Linked DNA regions of Homo sapiens: region 2 is linked to region 1. The links are chromatin loops, found by intact Hi-C in ENCODE. Cell type or tissue: dorsolateral prefrontal cortex. All regions are shown on one strand. Links, peaks and the distances in the headings refer to the core of each region. The heading gives the core; the rest is flanking DNA. Region 1 has its middle 120 kb from the start of LINC02448. Region 2 overlaps SLC16A7 (solute carrier family 16 member 7).

Region 1 (4,410 bases), core at 127-4,126:
CTAGCCCTCTTCAGTATGAATGCCAATCCAGTAACAACAGATCTATGTGAGTGAGGAATAAATGCAGCCTGTGCTACCTAAGAGCTGTGTGACCTTCAGTAATTTACTTGGTATCTCTGAGCTTGATTTTCCCCATTTACAGAGTGGGGATTTCAGATTATTTTAAGAATTTCTTGACATAATGTATATAAACGACCTGACATATAGCAAGCACTAAACAAATAAGCTCTTATCACTATTATGTTCCATTTCCACTTTAGTTTCTTCTAGTCACCCCAACCAACATACTCTTTTTCTGTTGTTAACTAAAGAATCCTACCACTCTTGTAAATCCTATCTCAAATTCAACATTTCTTTGGAAATTTTTTAAAATGTCTTAAAGTGGAAGTGATTTCTCTGCCTTCTGAAACCCTTGAATGCCTTCTATAGGTAAAAGTAAAATGGAAAGCAATTGTTATCTTGTTTTAAAATTCTATGTATGCAATTTTTATTTTTCATCACTATGTACTTGGTTGCTAAAACAATAACCCACATATAAGATTTGTTTAATAAATGTGTGTAAAAATTGATTATATGAATTGGAGTTGTCTTGTCATACACAACTAAATTAGTATTGAGAGAGCAGGAAAAAAAAATAGTTGGGCACAAAGCACCTGCCCAGGAGTTATCTCACAAGCCAGCTGCCAAAATGACCTGCTATAACTTTAAGAGTAGTTTTACCTAGTAGCTGCAGAAATGAACCACAGTAATTCTAAGACTAGTTTTACGTACCACTGTCACTTATCAGTCAGAGCTTGCCAGCTCCTGTAAACATTGATGGTGATGAGTTTTATTTCAAAACAATACATAACATTTTTCTTTCTAATAAAATGTCTAATTTTCTCTTTCTTCTTCATGCATACCAAAGACCACCCTGGTCAGTATGTATGCCCAAAATTGCAATTCTCTTTTTTATATATTGCCAGATAAAAAGTTTTGCTTAGAGATTCATTTGTCTATTTTTATTTTACTTAGACATCTGGGCTCAAACAATGGATATATGAATAAATATATAAATTCCCAGCCCCCAATTGGGTTAATATGACTTGTTCTTCAGTTGTGAAACACATCATTGTAAGTTTCACATATGAAAAATTATAATATGTAGCATATGTAGTTCATTTAGGTGAAAATAAAGAGTAAGCCTAAAAACGTTGGTGAATTAAACCAGAAATAAAAGAAGAGAATCATCTGATTTTGTCATATTAAAACATTGTTTAATCTTCAAAAACACTGGAACTTCTAAAAGTTTATGAAGAAAATATACACGACAAGTTTTGTTTTCTTAAATGTGAGGTATGTTTATGCTAACTTTATAAAGAGACATAAAAATTAGTTCCAGTTTCGGCAGTTTTCTCACAGTATATATAAGATTTATTTTAGACAGATATTTTCTCCAGAAAAAGAAAAAATGACTTGTTGATATAAAGCCATTTTGAAGGACTTGCCAATTTAAAGTGTTTCTCAATGATTTTTTGGGCAAATTGGCAACTTGAGCAATTACTTAGTGAATTTGATCCTGATATTTGGACTTACAGACATTTGTTTTTCAGAGCTCATGCTTGCTTCATTCAAATAATGATACAAGCAATTGTTTCTTTTTTTGAAGTAAATCCAAATTTTATGCAATAATTACATTTATTGAGCAATGAAATCTTGGTCAACTCAGTTGAACAAATATTTATTAAAAGAACTGATATGTGTAAAGAACAGTACAATTCACTATTGTAGGTTCTAGAATTAGAATATGATTTTATTGCATCATAAGGTACAACTATGATAATATTTTAAAATAACAAATATTAACAAGAATGAAAATAGATTTCTTTTACACTCAAGAATTTTTCCTGTTCAAGAGTACTTTCCAAAGTACACAAAAGCCTTCTTTATATTTATATTTAGAAACCACATAAAACATTTTTTAGCTAATGAGTTGATTGGCTTTTGTGGCCCCAGAAGGACACAATAAGCTCATCTATTTTTGACCTTAGTCTCAAGCATTAGTCTCAAGCATTAGTCTCAAGTGTTTCCAATTCATTTCCTGAAATGTATAAGAGCATAATCAAAAATTTATTAAAATGTCCTCTTTTTTCCCTTTTTCTCATTCCCAGGAGCACTGCTTTCACTTTAATGTCCCTGGTTTTCCATGAGAATTTATTCATCATTAGTTGGGGTAGATGAAGGACAGTCAGAGAAGAGGTCTTGAGGCTCCCTCACAGAGTTATGAAACATGAAGGATAAATGCCTGTTACCCTGACAGGGGAGGAGGAGAGTGAGGGTCTGTGGGAATCATTGGGAGAGAGCTTGATTTTGTGAGGAGAGCCTGAGAGATGATGTAACCAAATTGGCAAGAGAGAAAACTAACCTCATTAGTTTTATTTATCCTTATTTATGTTTAAAAGATTTTTTTCATAAAAATGTTTTCAAGCACACATTTAAAACATTGTGTCATTTCCATTTCCAAGGAAACTTCTGAGAAATTGTATTTTAATTATTGCACCAGTGTTTTGCATTCAGAGACCCACGATGATCAGTTCGGCATTTGGAATTAAGCAACACTGCCCTCTAGAGATCGTTGAGGTGCTGCCTCAAGAGATGTCCAACTGTCAGGAATGAACTGGGAGAAACAAATGCCCTTCCACATTGCTTAATGCACTTAGGCCCTAAAAGTAGTGTAAAAAAACAGGCTGTGGTCATAGCATTGCTTTCTGTCATGTACAGATCCATTGACTGAGATATGCAGTGAAAGGAATCCAAGCTGGCTGGGAAGAAAATCACTTGGCCCCCCGAGATAAATGTGGTCAAGGAATCCTGACTGACAACGTCAGCAAAAGCAGAAAGGTCAGTCAGCACTTTGGAAAGAAGGCCCGTGTACAAAGACTTCATAATGCTGCTGTGGGAATCTTTTCTAAAGCAACTAGATATATACAAAATAAAATGAATTTAAAGGAACTTCAGGGAGGAAGAGAGGGAGGGAGGGAAAGAGAGAGAAACAGCAGTGGAGTGTGATGGATCTAGAGGAGTTCAAATAATCTGTTGGGTATCATGAAGTTTGATGGTTCAGAAGACATGAAGAACACTTCACACAGAGACCCAGTCAGCTATTGTATATTGTGAACCATAGAATAATAACAATCAAAGGAGAAGTAAGACAATGAGAAAAATAGTCATCAGAACACCCCATCTCTAATGCCCCCATTATCACCAACTTAGGGACTCCCTAAGGACATACTCAAAGAGAAATTATTTGAATCAACTATTTTTTCAGATTTCGTTGCAGTTTCGGTAAAAACTTCCCTCATCAAATGAACTGAAAAATAATCCTTTCTCCAGCATTTTCAGGAAGAGTTTGTGAAGGTTTGATATATCTTCTGCAAATATCTGACAGAATTCACCAACAAAGGTATGTAGGCCTAGATTTTCTTTGTGGGGAGATTTTTAATTACTTATTTAATATCTTTTTTGTTATGGATCTACTCATTTTCACTTTCTTCTTGAGTCAGTTTTGATCATTGTGTTTTTCTAGGAATTTACTCATTTCATTGAAGTTGTCTACTAAAATAAAGTTGTTTATAGTATTTCCTTATAATTCTTTTCATTTCTGCAGGGTCAGTAGCGATGATCCCTCTTTCATTCCTGTTTTGTCAATTTTTGCCTTTTCTTTTTCCTTCTTTTTTCAATGCTTTTTCGGTAGAGGGCTTGTTGAGCTGCTTACTGCACAACTCCAGAAGTAGTATCATGTATTTGGTTTTTTTTTAGACAACATAATCCACTTTAGGTGGTTGAATAAAAAGAATCATTCCAATATACAATACAGAAGAGTCAAGGACCTAGCCCTGAATATTGTGCAACCAGAACCAGGGAAAATGAGCCAGGGAAAATGCCCTGCTATGCCACAGGATTCAGTCAGTAGAGAACGGATGCAAAAAATGCTGTTAAAGTAGCCCCAAGCAAACAAATGCCTCCTACTGTTCTATGTGCCGGAAGATACATTCTTCTAGTGTGTGGTGCCACCTCAAGTCACTCATTTCTGACTCACACCTACTTGGTAGAACTTATGTCACATATAGCAACCCAGTTGAAAAAGAGTCTGAGAAATTTTTATTTTCACTAGCATTATTATACAGAAAATAAAATTAGAGAAGGTTGAAGTAGGTGTTGAATGAGCCAATTTACGTTTTATACCACAATGACTTCGCATGATCTGACCACTTACCATTCCTCCAACCTTATCTCAATACACTCCTCAAATGACCATTCATTATGCTCTAATCATTCTGTCCTTTTTTTCTGTCTCAGGATAACCTTGGAAAACCTCAGAAAATTTGTATTTTCTGTTCTTTGTGGATTCACTGCTCTTATCTTAGGTTT
Region 2 (4,410 bases), core at 247-4,246, 380 kb before region 1:
AAAAGTGATTGTTTATGAGTCCTGTAGATTTATACTGAGAAAACATCATGTCTTCCAATGTGAAATACACTAAAACCTGATTTTTTGTCTCTTAAGGTGTGCTAGGTGAATGCAAAAAGGATCAGGAAAGGGGGTGAGGATAGGTCAGGAAAAGTGCAAACACAATGTTCTATTCATAAATTAGTGATGGCATATTTAAGGTTAAGTAGTAAAAAATATGGGGGGCTCAGTTAACACGAATGAAAAAATAGTTAAAGTAGCCATGAATTATCTGGATACCTTGATTTAATGACACCCTTTCTTCTGTACAATTTCATAATGTGGGAATAGAGATTAGTGGGGATTGTAGTGGTATACCCTGACTTTGCTTCATGATATCTCAAATGTTTAAAACCTATTATTCCCTAGAGAAAGAAATATGTTCATACTAATTGTTGCAGAGGCAGAAGCCAAATATATCTCCTCCTCCATTTATGTGACTATATAGTAATGAAAATCCTAGGTTGATACACTTTTCTCAATCTTGGAAAGATTCTGCTAAAGCAGCAAATCTTCTAACAAGTTCAAGAGGGTGGGGAGAGTGAACAAGTAGAATAATTTATATTACCCTGGAACAATTCTGAATCCTGTAGGTATTTATGTCACTGTTTCAATTGTGTTCTGGTTTAACTGTCAATATTTATGCATAGCAGTTAACGTGTGTGCATATTTGTAACTGTGCAGTGCTACTGCCAGGTGTGACTGTACAAATCATGTGCTTTGAATGTGCAAGTTTTACTTTCTTTTCTAACAATTTAATACAGTGTTAGAAATAAATAACGAATGAAGACAACCAAAGAGCAGCCAGACAAATGTGAACTGGTTTTGACGTGACGAGAAACTCATCAGTAAGTAAATAAACCTCCTCCCTGGAGAAGGCCACTGAAATGCACCCAGGAGGATGTCTCTACTAGAAGGTAATAAAAAATATATATAATGTAGTCTTTGACCTAAAACCTCATGATTATTACTTTGCCATTTATTTCCCCCTGGTATCTGATGTTCATATTAGTTTAATGTGCCTTTTCAGAGAATTCAAGACACTTTTTGGAAAGTAGAATTTTTTTTTGAAAATTTATGATTGGAGAGGTACTACACAATTTAGAGGTTACATTTCTTGACAAATCTGAGTTGAATAAAAAAGAACTAAAAATATAAACATAGCTAATTCAAGAATCAAGATCGGGTGAAACTAAATTAAAAACAGCCATAAAGTCCCACATTTTCCCTAATTTATTTACCTATGATATTGGCACATCTTGTTTTACTTAACATTTGAAAAATACAAATATCTCTTCATATGCAAAAGAGCAAATGTTAAATGAAAAACTGAATTTTATATAGCTTCCTAAATATGAGCCACATGCTTAAGCAGTGAATTAACTTTATGAATCAAATGTTTAATGTTAACTATTACAAAAGCCTGGTATCCAGGTGCAATCTCACCAGAAAAAAATAGCACCTGCCTTTATTACAATAAAAAAAATGGCTAATTCCCTTTGACATCTTAAGAGTGACACTACTTTGTCAAGCACTAAATACTTTTTAAATTAATCATGTTAAACTTCAGATTTATAGATATAAATATTGTATTTATAACTTTAGTCATAATGTACAATTTCTTTCTTGTTTAAAAGTACTTTCTCACTCAAAATGGTATTTATAGTTTAAAAAGAATATGCCTCTGTATTCAGGAGTGATTCAAATTCCCAGATGTTTTCACATAGTTATGAAAATGGGAAAGTGCTGAATTAAACTGGGCTGCAATATTTCAAGTTTTTTGCTATCAGGTTATAAACTATACCTACGATTGCAAGTCATACAGTGCCTCTATTTCTAGAAGGCTTTTAAAGTTTCCTGGCTTAGTTATGTCCAAAGGCAGCAGGAAGTCTCATCAGTAGAGGGCAGAATTTTCAAGTGCTGCCATTCTTATCCCAGGAGGCATTTCCAGTGGTTGAGCACAAGGCCTGTTTGTAGTTTGCTTTTGCTCTTGCATTTTGTGGAAGGGAAGGAACTGAGAGAGCTTAGAGGGTTCATTAAAACCACCCCTCACTCTCTTAGTCGTAGTCAGATGGAGTATTCATAACAGTAACCTCCAATTACCACTATGTGTTGGGAAAAATTAGAATTCGGTCTACTTACAATCCTGCCAACTAGGATTTTACTTTGATATTTCAGTATAACAGTGAATCTGGATTGATGCCTGATTAAAATAAAATCCCTGATTATTACTTTCTGGATTACGAACTAAAATCCCTGTAAAATCAATGGATGTGACTCATTGTTAAGAGTCATGCAGACTTTTACATATTAGGTAAGAATTCTAAAAATTATTTGAGGGTTCTATTCTCTAGCACCAGGTACTAATGCTCCCTACTCAAAAAAAATCATGTGCATGGATTAATCAAGTCTAACAGTGCTCAGATTTAATGGTTTAACATTGATTTTCTTTTCTTTGTCAAACTTATATATGCAAATATTTTTATAGTAGTCAGATGTTATTTTTGAATAAGGATCACCCTCATTTTTACCCATGTGCTTATCTTTAAAACCAACATTGTAAAGTAGCACGCAGACATATGTTTCTTTTATCTTCATGGATTATTTTTACCTTAAAAATAAATTATCATTTTTTTTTTTGAATTTGGGTTTTATTCTCCAGATACTCTGTGTACATGTGGGTAAGTATGTGGGAGTATGTGTGTTTGTGTGTAAGAGGGGATAATTAATTGTCTCTCAACTCTATCTCATACTTTAATATCAAATAAAAAATGAAATGTATAAAGGGTCACTTTGTAGGATTAGGCATCCTCCTTCTACCTACTTAAACCAGGGGTTTGGGATTCAGAATTCTCCATATAACCAAGACCGAAAGTCACTGGAAGACTTTAAAATTAGTATTTTAACCACCACACCCAGAGTCAGGTATGGAAATAAACCTATAGCATGGATTCTTTCTATGCATAATCTCAAAATTTAACTACCCAAATAAGTAAGTTTTTAAAAACTAATTTAAAATTTGCCATTGAGGAAAATATCACCTCCATCCTTAATTGTGACTCCTCATTTCAGCTAAAACCTTTTCTAATACTTTAAAAAAACAAAATGAAAAACAAACTCCTAGATAAAGTCATAAACACTGAAATCAGAGATGTGATTCTTGTTAAATGTTAGTTTCTCTTTCTGAGGTTACACTCTGTGCATTTGAAACTTTGACGTTAACATCTTCCGAATGTTTAGATTTGCTCAAGGGTTCAGATTCTCTGGTCTTCTGCCTTGCATTTTCCTCCTTCCTTTCCTTTGCAAGCAATCTATAGTTGATAGCATTGCCAATGAGCAGCCACACGCTTGCTGCTACCACAATAGCCCCACAGGACATGTACATGTATTTATATTCTCCAGTTAAATCCACCAATTTACCTAGAAGACAAAGAACATCTTTTAAGTTGGCATAATAAAACAGTCATATAATGATAAAAATTCAAATAAATTATTCTTCAAAGTATATTCCTCTTATTTAAATTAATGTCAAATAAGACTTTAAAAATAAAAAAATCTAGATTATGACTTCTACATATGCTTAGTAAAGGTATGCAGAGACACTTACAGTATTATATTACTAGTACATTAAATTTACTAAAAATTATTTCTCTCAGTAAAATATACAAACAAGACAAACTAGGCATTTTTTGTGTGTATATATTAATACATACATGAGTGAGGTATATTTTTATATCTATACATGTGAATATAGATATCTCTATTTACAGCACACGTTAGGATTGCTTCACCCTTTCCATGCTTCCTTTTCTCTTCAATAGAGAAAAATTACTTTCTTTAGGAGAAACCCAAAGGCTTTTACATGGTTCCTAACAGTGTCTAATATTTACTAAGTGCTTTCTCTATGCCCCATACTAGCCTAAGAATTTTATCTGTAATAGCTCACTTGATCCTTACAAGGAGTACTGTGAAGTAATCTGGGCATGGTTATGTAGCTAGTTAGTGGTAGAATCTAGACTCTTAACTGAGGTCTGTCTGTACTCATTCTTAACTACTCTGCAGAATGGCTTCACCTAACCTGTTGTTTAAGTGCCATGTCACTATTTGAGCTAATCCTAGTTTTTCACTTTATCTGAGTCTAAATTATTAAGGTGAAACTAATCAGTAAAAAAACTATTCCACTTGATTATTGAGACCATTTAAAATCTAGCCTGGTGCCATTTAATATGAAGGTTAATTGACTTTTAAAATTTTGTCAGCTTATATTTAGTTTTGTCTCTTGCTTATGCAGGCATCTAATTCTTCGTAATTATTAACAGCAGCAAAATTTAGTGTATACAAATCTATATAAATTAGCATATGCATTCCAAG

The links. A loop is a pair of places that touch in the nucleus more often than their neighbours do. Peaks named below come from ENCODE experiments on the same cell type or tissue, not always from the same donor. Only the 100,000 strongest peaks of a DNase experiment are listed, where the experiment ranks them.
Region 2: a loop joins it to region 1, with 6 times the contacts of the local background. A loop is called at or near these places in 5 of 110 quality-filtered maps.

What each region holds. Positions count from the first base shown.
Region 1 is chr12:59,401,661-59,406,070 of GRCh38, reverse strand. No RefSeq gene overlaps it. Among named protein-coding and RNA genes, the nearest start is that of LINC02448, 120 kb to the left of the region's middle. In dorsolateral prefrontal cortex, for the core only: CTCF peaks have their summits at 2,384 and 2,584 (motif pointing left); a DNase peak (open chromatin) is centred at 2,600; H3K4me3 peaks cover 817 bases.
Region 2 is chr12:59,778,472-59,782,881 of GRCh38, reverse strand. SLC16A7 (solute carrier family 16 member 7) reads right to left here. Exons shown (of 6, transcript NM_001270623.2): 6 at 1-3,459. The coding sequence ends at 3,203. Among named protein-coding and RNA genes, the nearest start is that of SLC16A7, 180 kb to the right of the region's middle. In dorsolateral prefrontal cortex, for the core only: a CTCF peak has its summit at 1,942 (motif pointing right); no DNase peak of the experiment used is centred there; H3K27ac peaks cover 318 bases.